Regions from separate parts of the Homo sapiens genome. Here region 1 is linked to region 2. A link is a loop called in an ENCODE intact Hi-C map of the cell type or tissue named here. Cell type or tissue: ovary. All regions are shown on one strand. Each heading gives the region's core, and the rest is flanking DNA. Links, peaks and the distances in the headings are about the cores only.

Evidence for each region. A loop is a pair of places that touch in the nucleus more often than their neighbours do. Peaks named below come from ENCODE experiments on the same cell type or tissue, not always from the same donor. Only the 100,000 strongest peaks of a DNase experiment are listed, where the experiment ranks them.
Region 1: a loop joins it to region 2, with 4 times the contacts of the local background. A loop is called at or near these places in 2 of 110 quality-filtered maps.

What each region holds. Positions count from the first base shown.
Region 1 is chr11:56,519,532-56,529,986 of GRCh38, reverse strand. It overlaps the pseudogene OR5M5P. Among named protein-coding and RNA genes, the nearest start is that of OR5M11, 18 kb to the left of the region's middle. In ovary, for the core only: no CTCF peak of the experiment used is centred there; no DNase peak of the experiment used is centred there.
Region 2 is chr11:56,459,452-56,469,906 of GRCh38, reverse strand. It overlaps OR5M9 (olfactory receptor family 5 subfamily M member 9), which reads left to right and starts at 6,506. Exons shown (of 1, transcript NM_001004743.1): 1 at 6,506-7,438. The coding sequence starts at 6,506. The coding sequence ends at 7,438. OR5M3 (olfactory receptor family 5 subfamily M member 3) reads left to right here. Exons shown (of 2, transcript NM_001004742.3): 2 at 1-633. The coding sequence ends at 333. In ovary, for the core only: no CTCF peak of the experiment used is centred there; no DNase peak of the experiment used is centred there.

The DNA.
Region 1 (10,455 bases), core at 3,061-8,060, 59 kb before region 2:
ATTGCATTTTCCTCTCAAAGGCCAAAGTTGTAGATTTAAGACAAGAAATCATTTCAATTTCCAAGTAACAGGGAACGTCAGTTCTAATTCATCACCATCACTTGGGTGCCATACACACGCACAGGCACACACACTCAAAAACTGCGTGTCAAAGACAAATTCAAAGATGTGCTTCCTTGTAGATTTCAGGAGGCATGTTCACTCTTCTTGGTATGTGTTGGAGACTTTAAGTTTTGTTTGACTACTTACCGCTTATTAAATGTCTTATTTGCCACAATAGAAAAGTCATCCCTGCATCTATGTGAAATATGTTTAATTTCTCTTGAAAGTTGCCTAAGACAATTTTCTGCATGTACTGTTCATACTAGCTAAAACTGCTCCCCACTCTTATTCCTCTAGGAAATTCCTAGTTATTTTTCAAGCCCCAGTTAGATTATTGTCCTTTGATGCTTACCCTGATTCCTGAAACAATTAGTTATTTTGTTTGTATTTTTATTATTGAACTAATCATATTTAACTTTAATTTTCATGCTCCTTACCATGAAAATCAACCAGCTCTTTCAAGGCAAGCACTGTGATCAGTTGTCTTCAATTCCCCAGCAAAGCAACTTGCATGCATGGAGTGTTCAGTGCTGTTTGTGCACAAATGTAACCATATTACAATGGTTAAATCATTTAGCATCCTGAAAGCATCACAGAGTCAAAGTAGCTAACTTGTGTGAACCCTTAATTCAATTTCCGGGAAGAGGTTAGACACTGAAGTATGTAGTTGAAGACACTGGTGTTGCAAGGAATTGTATCCCACTAGCTCAAGCCTACAGACTTCTGTTTTGTGCCCTGGATTAAGATAAATTTAAAAATCGAATGAATTGCCAACACTATCTTTGGTAGATTTCCCATAAAAACAATGAATTCTGATATTTAAAATGTAAAGCTCTTAAGACCTTACAACACAAGGTCCCTGCTAACATAAAGCAAAATTCTATTGGCCTGAGTGACTTCTGAGTCTACACTGGGAACCACTCTATGTTTCACTTCAGTGGACTCTTAAACCCAACCCACTTCACTCATTCTTATTAGCTAAAGGGCTCCCATAGACATTTAAGTTTTGATCTCTTATCTCCTTTAGTGTTTTACTTATAAAATAACACAAGGCAACATTGGGAATTTATAATAAAAAATTATTGTATAGAATCCCAGCACCATAATTTCCCATTGTCTCATTTCATTACAATTGATATTATCTGAATTAATATTATCTGAAAGTATAATCTGTTCATTATAATTTGTATTGTTTGAACTCTAGGAATAATTCTATCTCTCTTGATTACTTTTCATTTTATTATTCTGGACATTATAATATTATAAAGAAGTTTGAACTAATGCTGCTAGAAACCTGAAACAAATTTGTGTTCCACTAGCAGAACAAATTTGTCACATTCTGTTATATGCTGTAAACCCCTTAAATGCATTCAGGATTAAATTAAAACATAAATGGACCAGTAGATAAAATCTATGAAATAACATTTGGCAACTTCTCTTGCTTTACTCCTACAAACTCCTTCGACTGAAAATTCCTTCATTAGTAATTCATATAGGCCCTTGTTATTCCAAATTTAGAAACCTTATCTTTGGTTTATTCACAAAGAAATGAATTGCTTTTGATTTTGTTGGTATAGCAGTAAGAAAAAAAAAGTGAAGAAAAAAAACCCAGAATTTCCTTCAAACCCCTATGATTCTGGACTCTCTAATACAGCACATAGCCAGTGAAATTCTCAAAGGTGGAGACACTAAAGCAGGGGTCCCCTAACCCCCAGGCCATGAACTGGTATGGTCCATGTCCTGTTAGCAACTGGGCCACACAGCAGGAGGCAAGCCACCAGCAAGTGAGCATTCCTGCCTGAGCTCCGCCTCCCGTCAGATTAGTCTTGGCATTAGATTCTCATGGGAGCACCCACCCTATTGTGAACTGCATGCGCATGCCAGCTATCTAGGTTGTGTGCTCCTTACGAGAATCTAATGCTTGATTATCCCCAACAACCCCACCCTCCAACCCCCATCCATGGAAAAATTGTCTTCCACAAAACTGGTCGTTGGTGCTAAAAAGGTTGGGGACTGTTGTTATAAAGGAAGCCCATGATTGTATAGTCAACTGAAAAAGGCAGTTAGTGGCTTAATCCATTTTTCGACAAACTTTAGGACACTATTCCCTCATTCCAAAACACGTTGGTAACACAGAAACCATTCTTTTTAGGAATCATCTGCATATGATACACCCAGTTAATTGGGGCCTTTGCTTTTTTAAGACCACCAGGCCCTATATTCTTGAGTCCTGCCTGACTGGCTGTGTGAGGGAGAACAAGAGAGAAAGAAAAAGAGAGAGAGCAAATAAGAGAAAGAGAAAAAAGGTAACATGTAATGGACTTCTCATTCACCTTGATTTATTTTCATCCATTTAAGTGAAAAATGCTGGTACCTAAGAAAATGGTTAGAGGAAATTCTACTTTGGTGACGGAATTTATTCTCTTGGGATTAAAGGATCTTCCAGAGCTTCAGCCCATCCTCTTTGTACTGTTCCTGCTAATCTACCTGATCACTGTCGGGGGGAACCTTGGGATGTTGGTGTTGATCAGGATAGATTCACGCCTCCACACCCCCATGTATTTCTTTCTTGCTAGTTTGTCCTGCTTGGATTTGTATTACTCCACTAATGTGACTCCCAAGATGTTGGTGAACTTCTTCTCAGACAAGAAAGCCATTTCCTATGCTGCTTGTTTAGTCCAGTGCTATTTTTTCATTGCTGTGGTGATTACTGAATATTATATGCTAGCTGTAATGGCCTATGATAGGTATGTGGCCATCTGTAACCCTTTGCTTTACAGCAGCAAGATGTCCAAAGGGCTCTGTATTCGCCTGATTGCTGGTCCATATGTCTATGGGTTTCTTAGTGGACTGATGGAAACCATGTGGACATACCACTTGACCTTCTGTGGCTCCAATATCATTAATCACTTCTACTGTGCTGACCCACCCCTCATCCGACTTTCCTGCTCTGACACTTTCATTAAGGAAACATCCATGTTTGTGGTAGCATGATTTAACCTCTCCAGCTCCCTCATCATAATCCTCATCTCCTACATCTTCATTCTCATTGCCATCCTGAGGATGCGTTCTGCTGAAAGTAGGCACAAAGCGTTCTCCACCTGCGGGTCCCACCTGGTGGCAGTGACTGTGTTTTATGGAACCCTGTTCTGCATGTACGTTAGACCTCCCACGGACAGGTCAGTGGAACAGTCCAAAGTCATTGCTGTTTTCTACACTTTTGTAAGCCCTATGTTGAACCCCATCATCTATAGTTTGAGGAACAAGGATGTGAAACAAGCTTTTTGGAAACTGATCAGAAGAAACGTGCTTTTGAAGTAAAATCAGTGTATCTTTATTAGTCAAATAAAAAAATCTTTCTATTTATGAGAACTGTATTTAACTTTAGTAGCTTTACAGTAAAGTCAATTTTAGATCCCCAATGAAAAACTATAATCTAACAACAAAACATAGACATAGATAGAGAAAATTTATGGTTTTACATGTTACATATGAGTGAAATATGTGTGTGTGAAGGGTAGGGAGGTGTATATGCATGTATGAGGAATAATTATTCTTTTATTCATAACATGCATACATTTACATGTATGAATTTACATGTGTAACAATTTACATGTAAATTTACATGTAAATTACATTTATAACAACATATTTTTTACATTATAAAAAATTATACATTGTTGTAATAAAACATTAGGTCTCTATGGAAAGGTAAAAAGTAAGAGATTAAAATATTTTATTTTCTTTCCCACACCCTGATTTTTTATTCTCACTTCCTAGAGTTACAACGATTAACAGTTTCTTTAGTTTTTTTTTTTTAATTTCTTCGTATCTACAAACAAATGTGTGGTTATATGTACACACATATATACACGATTGTTAAAACACAAGTTGACTGTCATGGTTGCTTTTTAGTGGTTTACAATTCTGTAGCAATTACTACCAAGAAACTTCAGTCTCATGGTTTAGAGGAATGTCACAACTGCTGGTGAGACTTGCTGTCCCTCTAGGCTGTTTCTCTAGGAGAGAAAACTTACGATAACACCTCTGTGTCCATGCCTGACACCCACTTATGTCTCTCCACTTGTGAGAGTCACTTTCAATAAGACACCTTTCTCCTTCTGCCACGACAGGACATGAGGCCAGCCCAGCAGTTATTTTTCAAATATTAACTCTGGAAGCAGACAAAGAATGGCTCCTATAAGGGTATATGACTGGCTGCAAATAACTGTGACTTCTGCAGAACTTATCAATTCAATTCTACACTTCTGGGGACTAGAGTCCTTCATGCTTTCTCTCACCTCTGCTTTTTTAATCTATTTTTCAGGATAGATCATATATTTTTATTAGTAGCATCATTCAAATTTTACTCACAGTGGTACTTTGTCACAGTTAGTTATTATATACCTAATTTTAGAATGACATATGTCGACTTGTTTGTAAGTATTTTAGTGCTAAAGGAAGCAAAGGACAAGTTGATATTTTAAGGATGTGACAAATCTGGTGACTTTGCAGTTGATAACATAAGCAAAATTGATGAATGTGTGCTGAGTATCTACAATAAGTCACACTTCTCCTAACACCAAGGACTTTTCAAGGAGCTCGACAATGGCATAGTTTTACAGGGGTCATGAAACTGTAAACAGAAAGATCAATACAATTTGTTAAATGCTGTAAGACTATGGAGGTGCTAACGAAAGAGAGGAAAGAAAAAATTATCTCTGGGCAAATTGAAGCTAGCCCTGTGATTGTCCAAGACTAGAACTTGTTTATGCTTTATGCACCTTCCTCAGCCCTCCCATAGCTCCTAGTATGACGTAATGTCAGGTGGGGTCTGAGCAAAATAATTAAGAACCAATTTGTGATCAAATATGTAGATGTTAGTTTCAATGAAAAAGAAAAAACCATAAAACTATAACAAGTCACAACTCAAAAAGACATGATATTTTTTCTCAGTTGTATTTCAAAGCTTTCTTTGTACCTTCGAGTTAATCTCTGCTTAGTATTTCTACAGAAATTTTCAGACTCATTCATTTTATATTATTGCATATAATTATTTTAAACCTTGTACTACTACATGTTCCTATTTAAATACCTTGATTTTGAAAGTCAGATTGCCCACAAATTCTGTTAAAACACACATATAAATAAAAAAGCTATTTTTACTAATTTTTTACATTTAATTAACAATTGTTGAATTCCGCTTAGACACATACCTAGATGTATTCCTGTTTAAATACACATATGTTTTTAGTTATGTGAAACCAGCTTCTTAATTATATAAAATTTTCTGATCTCAGGGCCCATGCTTCTATCTGTACAGCCTAGCTTGGCACCGAAGAAAGGTTCAATGACTGCAGCATGAAAGAGTACACATCATACACAATTTTATTAAAAGTTAATGAATGTCCACTTTCAAAGTAAACAAAGTGCCTCAATTTTAGAATTTATAAGAAAAGTGTCTTTGAACAGACCAGCAGATGACTCTGAGGGAATATGTTATTAGTCATAAGCCAACTTACTTTTCAGAAATACAAGTAACCATAATGTCATTGATGTTTATGACTGACTTTAGCAATACAAAACCAATAGTTACGCCCATATACACAAAAGTTCAAGATAGAAAGGAATTACACCAAGTGCTTTCATGAATTGACTGGCTCGCTGGAATCACGTCTATCAGCCTGTTAAGACTATCTAAGTCCATATCATATTGTATTAGACATAAAATAAATATGTGCTGATGAAAATTTTTGGTATTAATATGTTATTTTAGTAGGCCCTGGATTTTAGCTAAAAAGTAAAGAATAACTTTCTTATTGATGACATTAAAATCCCATTATTAAAGTCTGTCATAAGAGATTTCAAGAAGAGTCTCCAATTTCATGTCTCTTTTCTTTCAAAGTTAATTCTGCTGAATTCTTTATTTGTTGGACAAATTGGGTAATACAATGAAGAAATAATCAGAAAAAATAAAGAATATTTACTGTACTTTTGAAAAGAACAATAAATATGATATATTATTTTCTCCTCACCTATCCAAAAGATCATCACTCTGATATTCCTTTCAGGAAAATTTATACATGTGTATAAAATACTAAATGTTATAGGGAGTAGTGATGTTATGAGCCTAATGTCTTTACTCATATAACAGATGTTTTTGGGAACAATGAATAAGTGAAAAATATTTAGACACTCACACTCACACATACACACAAAAATAAGACAGAGTAATACTTTTTATTATAGTTCAGGTAATATTTTAATGTAAGTTGTTTTACTTAATCTGCCCATCAACACTATGCATTCAGTACTATAATCTCCACTTTAAAGAAAAGACAACAGATTTACAAGTTGTTAACCTAAAAGCACATAGGTAGATTAGAAGGGGAGCTCAAATATGCCTGGCTTTAAAGTTTATTTGTTTGTTTGTGTTACTATTATACTTTTGCCACTATACTTCATTGAAGGCAAAATCATACAATGAAAAATATAATTATTTTCTATCTTCCAGAAGTATTGCTGATCATGTATTTGACAGCTGCATGCACACTGAAGGATATAATGCACTATAAAAAATTCTTTTTATAATGTATAGATAAATTTAACTTGTTCCATAAGACAAATTTTTGCAGTCAGATCCTAACTCCATCATTTATTAGCTAAATGAGTAGTTATGAGCATGAACTCTGGAATCTGATTTACTGAGCAAGTTATACAACCTCTCTCGGCCTCAGTGCCCTCTTCTATAAAGTGAAGACATAGTGATTTTTCATAAGGATGCTGTCTTCACAGAAGATATTAATTAACACATGAAACACACTTAGGACAGTACTGGATACATAGTATTTACTCAATAAAAGGTACCTGTTTTAATTATTAACTGGAAAGTTACTTTACCTATCTTAGACTTAGGTTCCTTTCATAACCTTCTATGTTTTCTTTTAATACATTTATTACTCTTTGGATATAATTAATGTCTGTGTTCTCTATAATATTGTAAGTGACATGAGGTCAGAAACAATGATGTTTTGAGAGCAATTATTTTCTATTTTTCAGCCTGGTATGTAGTATGTGATCCCTAAAAAATGATAGATAGATGATTGATGGGTAGATGACAGATAGATGATAGATAGATAGATAGATAGAAAAAAAGAAGTAAAAAAAATAATGGAGATTATAATATTAGTTTTGTAAGGTAATGGGATTTTCCTGCAAAACAAAACACTGATGGTAACTTAAATGTGTATATTTTATTCATGTATAATCAGTCTGCTTTTGTCTCCTTCAACAGAATTCATCTGGAAATGTGCAGAATAAATCAAACCAGAGAGAAGAAATTTATCTTCCTGAGGTTGGCCAGTTGCCCGGCGTTGCATCTTGTCTTCTTTCTCTTGGTTCTATTAATTTGTATTTTTCTTTTTCTGGAAAACTTGGCCCTAAATCTGCACATCACATCCTCACACTGTCTCCTTGCCAATCTCTCAATCCTACAAATTCTGGTTAACTTTTTATTTGGCAAGTTCAATTCCATAGCCAATTTATATGAACAGCATAACATGGTCACATTCCCGTTAACCCAGTGTTTTGTCCCTGCAGCCATCTGTGGCAATCACATCCACATGGTCATCTGCCTTCCATGTAGTCACAATATTGGGTCCAAAGTGCTCCACGTTTATATGGCTGTCCTTCTCTATGTTTGCATTTCATGTAAACTTATTTAACATGGTGTTATCCCCAGAGCTGACGACATGGAATAGCATCATATCCTGCCACCTTGTGGCTACTCCGACCAAATAAAACCAAATTTCACCACACGCCATGTTGCTACTCCATAATGTGATGGAAGTGTATGAGAGTTCTAACTTTATATTTTCCAAACAAATTTGGAATCTTTCTACTCTTTGTAAGCCAGAAAAACTTCTCTGTTTTTGAATTTCACCTTATGAATATGTCTAGATAATGTTACCTCCTTGAAGGAATCAATAACACAAAACAGTAGCTGCCCTATATGTTTGTGACTCTTTTTGAACAACCAAATAAATAGAAATAGAAAGAACGTAACGTTTGAAAATAGTAGCATGATGGTTAATTTTATGTGTCAACTTGACTGGGCGACAGGGTGCACAAATACTTGGTAAAATGTTATTTCTGGGTGTGTCTGTGAATGTGTGTCTGGAAGAGATTTTACCATTTGAATTGGAAGACTGAGTAAAGGAGAGTGTTCTCACCAATGTGGGCTGGCATCATGCAATCTGCTGAGGGCCTGAATAGAATAGAAAGGCAAAAGAAGAGCAGATTTGTTTTCTCTGGGTGAGTTGGGACATCAATCTTCGCCTGCTCTTGGACAATGTTGGTGCTCCTGGACCTCGGACCTGCAGACTCTGACCAGGACTTAAACTATTTGTTCCCCTACCAGGTCTTCAAACTTAGACTGAATTAAACCACCAGCTTTCCTGGTTTTCCAGCCTGCAGGCGGCAAATCACAGGACTTTTTGGCCTTTATAGTTGCATGAGCCAGTTTCCATTGTGTGTGTGCGTGTGTGTGTGTGTAATCATGTAATGTTATATATATATATATATATATATATATGTAAAATCTTCATTCTATATATAGAATGCTTCTCTTTCTCTGGAGAACCCTGATGAATACAGATTTTGGTATTGAGAGTGGTTCTAGAGCAACATAATTTTAAGGATATATTTTCTTATCTGTTTCTGAGGTTTCTGGAATTGGCTCTTTAATTTCATTAGATTTAAAGATGCTAATGACTATTTAGAGTAGTCGAAAAAGCATTGATAGTCCATGACATAAACTGTTTATACATATATGCAAAGTATCCACATTGGATTATCCTCATCAGACACTTATAAGATATAAGGAACTATGTGACTCTCTATATACTTTTGTACTTTCTTAGAAAACTAAGGATTATAACGATATTGATTGGTTACTCTTAATGTCACTGGACAAAGTGCTGAAAGATAAGGATGAGCTTGGGGATTTTAATTTCCAGTCCAACCCTGAGAGCTTCTATGTATGTCTGGAAGGAGATCCTTGTCTCCTGTAGCTTCAATTAGAGAATTGCAGAAAGGGATCCTATATGTTGCGTTGGGGGTTTGTGGGAAGATCCTGATGAAGCTGGAAAGACTGAGCCCCTAAATTCTGATAAGTGCTATCTGACAGTGAAAGAGGTTTCCCTACTCCTATACTCCTAGTGGAATTGGCCTCCCCGTTCCCAGTGGTATCAGCTTTTCCACCTATGTCTTGGGTAATTAACTCCATATTGCCAGAATAAATGGTAAAGACTTCCCCTGAGGCAGTTTCCATACAAGACAATACAGATTCTTTTTGGGGCCCACCTTTACCACCCTTCTTTGCTTCTAAACTTATAACTAAACCCAAGTACCAACAGCCCCTGAAAGAAGAGGTACCAAGCAAGACCATGAGGTGGTGCACTAAAAAAGTAGATGAGTTTTCTAATTTATACAAACAGAAATCCAGGGAACATGTGTAGGAATGGATACTAAGCATATGGTAAAAGAGTAGAATGAAGATATAGTTGGATCAGGTCTAATTTGTCAATATGAGCTCATTAAACAGAGATTCTCCATTTAATGTTGCAACTTGGGGAGTTAGAAAAAGCTCTAAGTTTGGTTGTTTGGCTGAAACATGAATCAAAAGATGGTCCACTGTGAGTAAACTGGAAATGTTTAACTTCCCTTGGTTTAATGTAGAGGAAGGAATTCAAAGGTCTAGAGAAATTAAAATTCAAGAGTGGACTTGCCATTGAAGACCTACTCACCCATACTGGAAGGGTTCAGAAGACAAGCTTTTCACCAATACATTGATAAATAAACTTGTGAGGGGAAACTGCAACCACACAATTGGAAAATCAAAATGCAGTAATAGTAACTAGATCATGGGGTGGCAGAGGCCAGGTGGTGGCTTTCAATGGCCCAAGGCAAGGTGGGCATAGTTACCATAATGAACAGCAGGTTAAAGCATCAAATAGAATAGTCTGACCCACACGTATCTATGACATTGGCTAGCACAGGCTAGTTAATTATGGTGTTCCCAGTTGTATAAGTAAATAGAAAGCCCACTAAATTCTTACTTGATCTGAATATGCAAAAACATTTTAGGTCAAGTGAACAAAAGTCTATTCTGAATTATAATAACTGATAGTTACAGTCCCTCAATCAATTTGTAGACTTGAGGCAGTTTACAGACCCAGAACTCCTTAAATGAAGGGGAGACAAGGTCTTCTCAAGGAAGATTTCCATATATTGCTAGGTCCCACAGAGAGGGACCTTTTATCTGGGTAACTGCATTGGAGAAAAGGAGATAAT
Region 2 (10,455 bases), core at 2,352-7,351:
ATCATACTTGCCGGCATTAACTTCACATATTCCCTGACTGTAATTATCATCTCTTACTTATTCATCCTCATTGCCATTCTGCGAATGCGCTCAGCAGAAGGAAGGCAGAAGGCCTTTTCCACATGTGGGTCCCATCTGACAGCTGTCATTATATTCTATGGTACTCTGATCTTCATGTATCTCAGACGTCCCACAGAGGAGTCTGTGGAGCAGGGGAAGATGGTGGCTGTGTTCTATACCACAGTGATCCCCATGTTGAATCCCATGATCTACAGTCTGAGGAACAAGGATGTGAAAAAGGCCATGATGAAAGTGATCAGCAGATCATGTTAAACAAAATAAAATCAAATTTGATTTAATTTTATCTTCTATTATTTGTTTGGAAAAAGTTTATTACCCAGTACCTAGGAACATTAAGATAAAGATATTCTGTGGGTTGAAAAGAAAAATAAAAGTGGTACAAATTGAGAAAATATAAGGAGGAATGATTCATTTCTGTTGATGTGAGTATGGAGATTAATTACATACAAATAAGTTAATTGAAACTGTGATGTGTGCCAAAGTTCATAGGTGTACTAAGGGAAATTGCTCAAATAGCTGCAACCAAAAGACGTTTTCTTATTGAAAAGTGCAGGTGCATGAATTTAAGAAATATTTATTTGCCCACTTAAAAACAAATGTGGGGCAGAAAAAAAAAACCCATGATATTTAATTTGGTTTTCCAACATGAAGACATAAAATATTGGTCTCTCTAATTGTTATGAGATTATTTATTGTTTAATGCGTCTTTCATTATGTTGGGTAGGGTCTGTTCAGAGACTGCTACTTTGAAAATAGCAATACTATTGTATTTCATGATTTTTAAATTTTTGGTGTTTCTTAAGAAACACAACATGGTAAGTGTCTCTGTTTCACAGACCCCAGGAACTGCTGTGTTTCTACTCTATGATTGCCAGTCACCAGACTGTGGTTTGCCCCTGCTGGTGTCTTCACTCTGACTGAGGAGTTGAAGAATTAGTGGAAGAAGCTGTCATTGTAAAACCATTGCTCTCCAAATTCCACAGAATAAATTACATTCTACTCATGTGGGATATTTGGTACACCTGTGACCAAGACATGGCACTTACATATTCTAGTTAACTTTTGCATTTAAAATAAATTCAGTATTTAGCATGCACTATTTGTTGTTATCAATAACATTTTATGACATAATAATGGGAACATAATTTCACATCTCTCTTGCACCATATTTCGTGAAGCATAAGGATGAAGCTACAACTTAACTTATTTCATCAAGTCTACGTCCTCAGCCCAAATAAATAAATAATCACCTTCTGTTTTGAGGCAAACAATATATAGCTAAAGAAATGTAATTTATACATTTTATATTATACATTTAAATAATTAAAATTATCTGCAAAGATGTGAATATAAAGCAAGATTGGTGTCATCTGAGAGAAAAGCATTCTTTTTTTATTTAACTTTTATTTTAAGTTCAAGGGTAGGAGTGCAGGTTTGTTCTATAGGTAAACTTGTGTTATAGAGGTTTGTGGTACAGAATATTTCATCACCCAAGTACTAAGCCTAGTACCCATTAATTATTATCCTGATCCTCCCCCTCCTCCCAATCTCCACCCTTTCATAGGCCTCAATGTGTGTTGCTCCCCTCTATGTGTCCTTGTACTCTCAACATTTAGCTCACACTTCTAAGTGAGAACATGAGGTATTTGGTTTTCTGTTCCTGCATTAGTTTGCTAAAGATAATGGTCTCTATCTCCGTCTATCTTCTTGCAAAGGACAAGATCTCGTTTTTTTCCTTATGGCTGCCTAGTATTCCATGATGTATATGTGCATTTTCTTTATCCAGTTTATCACCAATGGGCTTTTAGGTTGATTACCTGTATTGTGAATAGTGCTGCAGTGAATATACATGTACATTTGTCTTTATAGTAGAACAATTTATATTCACTTGGGCATATACCCAGGCATGGAATTGCTGGATATTTCTGTTCTGAGGTCTTTGAGTAATCCCCACACTGTCTTCCACAATGGTTAAACCAAGATACATGAGGCCAAGAATCATAAGAAAAAGCTCAACATCACTGATGATTAACAAAATGGAAATCAAAACTACGAGATACCTTCTCACACCAGTCAGAATGGCTATTATCAAAAAGCCAAAAAAATTAGATGCTGGCAAGGTTGTGAAGAAAAAGAAATGTTTATCTGCTATTGATGAAAGTGTAAAAAAGCATTCTTCTTTGTCCAATATTGAATTTTATTTACCTCAAGAGAACCTATAAGTGAAATGAACTCATTTCGACATACATACACATAAATCATGGGCAGCATGGTTGAAAGATGTCGAACCTCTAGAGACTTTTAATATCTAAGGTACACAACTTCTTTTGGGATTACTCCGAAGTTGAAAGTAATTTATTTTGTCAATAAAAACATTTATTTGCCATTTTTGGGGAACCCTTGATATGCCAAATTATTTTCTTGTTATTAATAAATTTCAAAATGTGTTTTGAAAGCATTTTATCACCTGCAGCTTATTGGCAGGTAAATTTGAACCATCTTTGTTACCTCTCTTTTTCAAAGGCGAAATGTGTTTCTGTTTATTCTTTTGAGGGTTAGTTTAGTGTTACATAAAGAATGATGACTCCAGGTCAGTGGTCAAACCATGTTTCTGGTTTGAGTTTCCAAATTTCAAGTGAATTTGTGGATGACCTTGGACAAGTCACTTTTTTCACCCATCCAGTTACTTTTAAGGTTGTAAACTCTGATCCCTATGTATTTTCTGCCTAATAATTTTCATGAGTCTCGATTTTTTGGCAGAGCTTAAAGCAATTTTCCCATCTGAATTTCAAGATATTTCTGTAAAGTACTTTTAAAAATAGATAGTATTGTCACACTTATTTCTACATCTGTGAGCTTAATCATATTTAAGCATTTCCAACGTCTAAGCATGAAGCCAAGTTATCTCTTTCTCTATTTCTCTTCTGTATTTTTTTCTTCCTGTCTCTCTCTGTCTCTCTCTCTCTCTCACACACACACACACACACACACACACACACACACACACACACTCTTTCTTCTTTTCCAATCTACATTTTCTTGAGATATTGCATATGAAGTCAAAATTCCCTAATGTCAAACTCATCTAATAGACTTTCTCAATAACTGGTGAGAAGAAATTAATAAATTCTGGGTACTTTGACACTGGAAAAAACTTTGCCCAAACACAATTCTGTTGTTGATTTTTCAGACTAAATTGAGGAAGTATATGCTTTAGAGTTTAAATAATTTAAGTTTGCATCCATGTATCCATGTTCTTTGGCTTGATAGTATGTAAACTTGCCAATACTGCATGTTCTCACTTATAAGTGGGAGCTAAACAACAAGAATACATGGACACATAGCAGGGAACAACAACAACATAACCACGGCCTACTTGAGAATAGGGGTGAGGGGAGGGAGAGGAGCAAAAAAATACCTAAAATACCTATTAGGTGCTATGTTTGTTACCTGGTGATGAAATAATCTGTACATCAAGCCACTTTGTCTGTGTAACAAACCTGCATATGTACCCCAACCCTAAAATTAAAAAAGGAAAGACTTAAAATCATACTTCTCTTTTTTTTTTTTTCTTGAGATGGAGTCTTACTCTCTTGCCCAGGCTGGAGTGCAGTGGCACTGTCTCGACTCACTACTACCTCTGCCTCCCAGGTTCAAGCGATTCTCTTGCCTCAGCCTCCCGAGTGGCTGGGATTACAGGCACCCGACATCATGCCCAGGTAATTTTTGTATTATTGTAGAGACGGGGTACCACCATGTTGGCCGGGCTGGTCTTGAACTCCTGACCTCAGATGTTCTACCCGCGTTGGCCTCCCAAAGTGCTGGGATTACAGGTGTGAGCCACCAAGCCTGGTACATCATACTTATTTCACATAGGAATACTTTTATTCTTCAAGGTAAGGATAATATTAGAATACTAAAGAAGTAGTAAGATAATACTAGTAAACTGTTTAGAGGTAAAACTGCACAAATAATGACAACTTTTTGTGTGCTTCACATGCAACAGCCATTGGGAAGAGAGTTATCCCTATATCATTCTAAGATCATCTCAACCAAAATGTAAGATAGTCATTTCCCTATTCTGCAGATGAGTACACTGAGGCTCTGAAGTACATTGCTTGTCCAAGGTGGCATAGTGAAAGTGGTATACCAAAGGTATAATCCCAGACCTGACTGACTTCAGTAATAACTTCTACTTGTACTCATTTTACCAATGATTTATTCTTTGAGGCATCTGACATTGTAACACAACCATGAGATGCATAGGACGTGCATTCCTATGATCATCTATCCTGACAGACGGCACTTTTTAGAACAATTGTCCAACCAGAAAGAAAGGGACTCACTGAAATTTTATATGATGCAGGCCAATATTTTGCTGAAATGCATAATTGTCAATATGTAAATAAAAGAAGACAGAACCCATGTGAAAGTGAGAGATAAGATTATATTATTGATCAAGAATTTTGATCTATTTTATTTAAAAAATCTTCTTCTCATCCACACTCCTTAACTGCTCCTATACCTGAGCTGTGTCTAGAATTTTACTTATTATTTTTTTCATAATTACCTGAATCGTCCTTTAGGGAGATGATCCCAGTGTTCCTAATGTTTAAGACATTATTATAAATAGTGAGAAGTTATCATTTTCTACTCTCTATGCTGAAGGTAGGTCTGCAAGTTTTTCACTCATTACAATAGAGATTGATGTAGTCAAATATTTTAATTTCACTCTCTGTCTTGAAGAGGCAACTAATACCTTATTCACAGACTTATTTTGTTATCAGAGTGTCTTCTTGTATGAAATTATATTATTGGGAACTTTTTGTATTTCTATCCCTGGTTTGTTGAAAACTTTGTAAGAATGAGCTTATTATAATGAAGATTTGCAAAACTCCTCATTTCTCATTTTTTGTCCTCTCATTCTCTTTTACAGACAAAAACTATTAACTTTCATAATATTGTTTAAATATATGTATGAATGGAGTTGGGGATATAGGGTCAGTTGGCATGATTGGTCCAGTAATTTATGCCTTCACTGGTTTTCTTCATGAAAAATTCCTGAAGTGTTAATAGAAATGAATTTTGGGTTTTATTTGTCGATTACAAATTCAATCTTCTTGATTATTTTGATAGATGATACACATTTAGGTATTAAATTAATTTTCTCCCAGAAATCATTATCATCTGATCCTGGGATGATAAACTTGGACAAGTAGAGAGTTGCAGTGATTTACTATCTCAGTGGTTTAGGCTGCTCTGGGGTAACCAAAGCTCTTAAAAGTCCATTAAAGATGAACTATGAAAGAGATAACTTCCACATATTGTGGAGGATGAGCAAACTGAATTTCAAATGAAAAGAAATATAATGGTAGAAGAGGCTGTCAAAGATGCAGCAATAGAAGATTGTTAAAGACACAACACTAAAATGATTTTGTTTGCATCCCAATTCTGCTAATTAGTAGACCTCTGACCCAGGGAGACTTTCTTAATCTCTCAGTGTTTAGCTTCCTCATTTGTAAAATGGTCATGCAAATAAAACCTGTTTTACAGGACATTTGCGTAGAAGAGTTTTCCTGAACATTCAATAACAGCTATTCTTATAAGTATTACAAGGCTGGGACTGTTGCCTCTAGAAAAATATTTCTTAGAGAGTTTTAATTATACTGGATTATTGTACTATGTTTAGTGGATCTAGAGATCAGGGCATGTAGAAATCATATGTATAACTATTTCTAAATTTCTGTTAAATGTAACTACTAAGCAAGACAGTTTAAGGAGTTTCAAGGTAAACAAAACAAACTAATATTAGGCTGGTACAAAAGTAATTGCATTTTTGCCATTGAAAGTAACGGCAAAACCCACAATAACTTTTGCAGCAACCTAAATGCTAAAGCGCTAATGATTTTGTGTAAAATAAGAAAAGTACATCACACTGTGACTGAAACAAAATGTAGTGTTAGTTTATGTTTCTTAGATGCCTTGATGCTTTATTTCATATATTTTATACTTAATACAGTAGTAACACTAACCCAAGTCAAATTCTGTTAGTAACAGGAAACCAGTAGAGATCAGAAATTTTTACATAGGAAAATCTCTGACCACAGCATCTGCAGCTCTTTACCTAGTTTGACATTTATAATGAGCCAAAAAAGTGAAACTACAATCATGGACATCTATAGCAAAGGAAAGTTGGATCAGAACTAAAACTGCAATGTCTATTATGTTATATATTCAGTTCATTTTATGTATAGTATATTTAAACCCTGTATTGTACATTTTTGCAAAGTGTACATTGTTTTTAAATTATTTGAATTAAAATAAGGACAAACGCAACTCAGTTTCAAGAATAAAACAAATTCATTTACTTTCCTTTTGAAACAATTTCTCCATAGGCAACACAGACTTGGCCTATACTAAGGCAATGCCTAATTTCACGGATGTGACAGAATTTACTCTCCTGGGGCTGACCTGTCGTCAGGAGCTACAGGTTCTCTTTTTTGTGGTGTTCCTAGCGGTTTACATGATCACTCTGTTGGGAAATATTGGTATGATCATTTTGATTAGCATCAGTCCTCAGCTTCAGAGTCCCATGTACTTTTTCCTGAGTCATCTGTCTTTTGCGGACGTGTGCTTCTCCTCCAACGTTACCCCCAAAATGCTGGAAAACTTATTATCAGAGACAAAAACCATTTCCTATGTGGGATGCTTGGTGCAGTGCTACTTTTTCATTGCCGTTGTCCACGTGGAGGTCTATATCCTGGCTGTGATGGCCTTTGACAGGTACATGGCCGGCTGCAACCCTCTGCTTTATGGCAGTAAAATGTCTAGGACTGTGTGTGTTCGGCTCATCTCTGTGCCTTATGTCTATGGATTCTCTGTCAGCCTAATATGCACACTATGGACTTATGGCTTATACTTCTGTGGAAACTTTGAAATCAATCACTTCTATTGTGCAGATCCCCCTCTCATCCAGATTGCCTGTGGGAGAGTGCACATCAAAGAAATCACAATGATTGTTATTGCTGGAATTAACTTCACATATTCCCTCTCGGTGGTCCTCATCTCCTACACTCTCATTGTAGTAGCTGTGCTACGCATGCGCTCTGCCGATGGCAGGAGGAAGGCGTTCTCCACCTGTGGGTCCCACTTGACGGCTGTTTCTATGTTTTATGGGACCCCCATCTTCATGTATCTCAGGAGACCCACTGAGGAATCCGTAGAGCAGGGCAAAATGGTGGCTGTGTTTTACACCACAGTAATTCCTATGTTGAATCCCATGATCTACAGTCTGAGAAATAAGGATGTAAAAGAAGCAGTCAACAAAGCAATCACCAAGACATATGTGAGGCAGTAAAACTGTAGTGGATATTGTTGTCCCTATTATAAATAGGGTCCTGTTATAAATGGTCACATGTAAAAGTCCTAGCTCAGAAAACAGTATCAAAAGGTAACTCTTTCACACACTAAGAGGTCTGATGTAACAGGGTGATGTTTTACCCCTTGTATGGACTCTAATTACTAAGCATATTTTCTCCTATATGTGCGCCAATATTATGAAAGATGACACAATGTTCATTCACAATATGCTTAAAATTGGGCTAAGTTTAGTCACTGGAGGAACTCACAAATGAGTGTACATACATATATGTTAAGTTGGAAGTATGCTTGTTAGTGTTGGATGTTATTTTGCAGAGTACTTTATACATATACATATTCCTCAAACTAGATTTCATGTGAAATATACAAATTCTCAGAAAAAAGTAAATACTTCATTTCTTTTTCATGGCCATAGAATACTGATGAACAGTTTACCTAAAAAGTGTTTAAAATTTTGAAAATGCAATTATATTTAGAATTTTAAACTAGTGTCTTAATATAATCCTGTTTGTCATCATTTCACATAATTTGATAGTTAATAATGTTTTGTTTCAATGGTCTGTTTTCTTACCCTAACTCTACTCCTTGATGGGTACTCATTTACACATTCTTTTATGTTAGTAGGGTGAACTCTCTCTGACAAAAGATTTTCCTGCCCTAATCATAATGAAAAGATGAGGCAGTATACATTTTCTGACACAAAGTCTGAGCTTTGGCAATACCATATTGTCTTATTAAACCATTGATTGATAATATGATTTGAAAGTTTTCTTTGCTTCCAGCTCTTTTCACTAACATTAAATTCTTTGACTTTGTATATAGCAACTTAAATCAAGCTTTTAATGTCTATAGTTGATAAACCAGATAAGAAGAACTGTTCAGCTAAATTGTATGGGACCCTCACTCAAAGGTGACCAGCAGAGTTCTAAATTGCATCCCATTTGGGCCTGGTTAAACATTTTTAAAAGCTCACTGTTTGTCTAGATTGGTGCTTCCATAGCTTACTTGTTCTACATTATATTCTTGTTAAAGACAACAATGGAAATTTGTTTGCCCCAGGTGACTCTTGCTAAGTTAACTGCATAAAGGCAAGTGGGAGATAAAGGTGATTGCTGATGAGTGAGTTTATTCGGGATGTGATAATCCAACTACAAGGGTGCACAATTCAATTAGTATGTACAAGTTGACTCTGAGAAGTAAAATATAGTTGTGGTAATGCTTGTAGGAAGATGGACTAATTCAAACACAGAAAGCATTGTTATTCATGCAAATTTACCATGGTTCACTTTCCTAGTAACTTAGAATGGATCTGAGTAAAGGTAGATGGGATACGTACTCTTTCATAAATTTACATTCTGAAAGTAAAGTATGATCTGCTTGTATTGAAAATTGTGTTAACACTATGTTTATATTTCTAAACCACCCAAATTTGCTTCTAAAAAGTCAGGATGAAGAACAAAACGCAGGGCTACTCAAGCAACAACTTCTTTTACAGAGATCGGCGTCACAACCTGACATTCTAAGGCCTTATTTTTTGGGGGGTCATTATGGCAGAGCTATTCCTCATTCTCCACTAGTTCATTTTTCCTTTTAGAAATATAAAACTTGCTATCCAACTGTATGTCAGAGTTCTAATCTCTCCTTATTATCCTGATATACATTTGTGGGGGTTTGGGCTTTTTTGTTTTAACAACTTAAACAGCATAAATTTATTATTTCAGAATTGCCATGGGTTATGAGTGCAGGTAAAGATAAAATGGGCCTGCTGCTCAGGGTCTTCTCAGGCAGAAATCAATTTCTTGGTCAGGTCTGTGGTTCCACCTGAGACTCTGGGTCCTCTTTCCAGTTCATTCAATATGTTTTCAGTTTTTATTACATTTGAGGGGCTCATGTCTAAGTTTGTTACATGGGTATATTGTGTGATGCTGAGACTTAGGATACAAATTATCTCATCACCCAGGTAGTGAGCATGGTACAGAACTGTTAGTTTTCCAATCCTTGCCCCACTCTTTCCTCCCCACTCTAATAGTCTCCAGTGTCTATTGTTCCCATCTATATGTCCACAAGTGTCCAATGTTTAGCTCTGGCTTATAAGTGAAAATATGCGGTATTTGGTTTTCTGTTCCAGCATCAATTTACCTAGGATTATGTCCTTCAGCTGTATTCATGTTACTGCAAAGGACATGATTTCATTTTTTTCTAAGACTGTGTAGTATTCCATGGTGTATATACACCACATTTTCTTGGTGATACATAGTGTATATTTGCCACATCCAGTCAACTGTTGATGGACACCTCGGTTGATTCCATGTATTTGCTATTGTTAATTGCTCTGTATTCAACTTACAAATGTATATGTCCTTTTGGTAGAATGGATAACAACAGGAGACAGACAAATTCCTAGGCTGACAGGGTTGGGTCCAGGTGAAACTCCACCTTCAAGCCCAGGACAGTCTAAAGCCTGAAAGCCAAGCTGCTAGTTCCAGACAGAATCCACTGACAGAGGGAGAACTCCCATCCCCACCTTACCCATGCTCTTGATTGATTCCTTCTGAATGATGCCTTTTAACCAACCGAATGGTGTCTTTTCCAAGCCCACCAATAAAACAATCAGCATGCATTCCCCAGTCTAAGCCCATAAAAAGCCCAGACTCAGCCTCACATAAGGCTACCCACTTTTGGGTCCCCTCTCACTGTTGAGAGTGTTTCTTTCACTCAATAAATTTTAATGAGACTTACTTACTCTCCAGTGTCCATGTACCTCATTCCTCTTGGTCTCAAGAGAAGAACTTGGAACTCATGGAACTGCAGAAATGAAAGAGCTATAACACTTCCTCTCACTCGCCAAACTATGGGAGTGAAGAAGCTGCTGGGCACCACTCCCTCCTGCTCACCAAACGACAGGAGTAAGAAAGCTGCAACAGAACAATTTGTTTTCTTTTCAATATATACACAGTAATGGGATTGCTGGATTGGATGGTAGTTCTGTTTCAC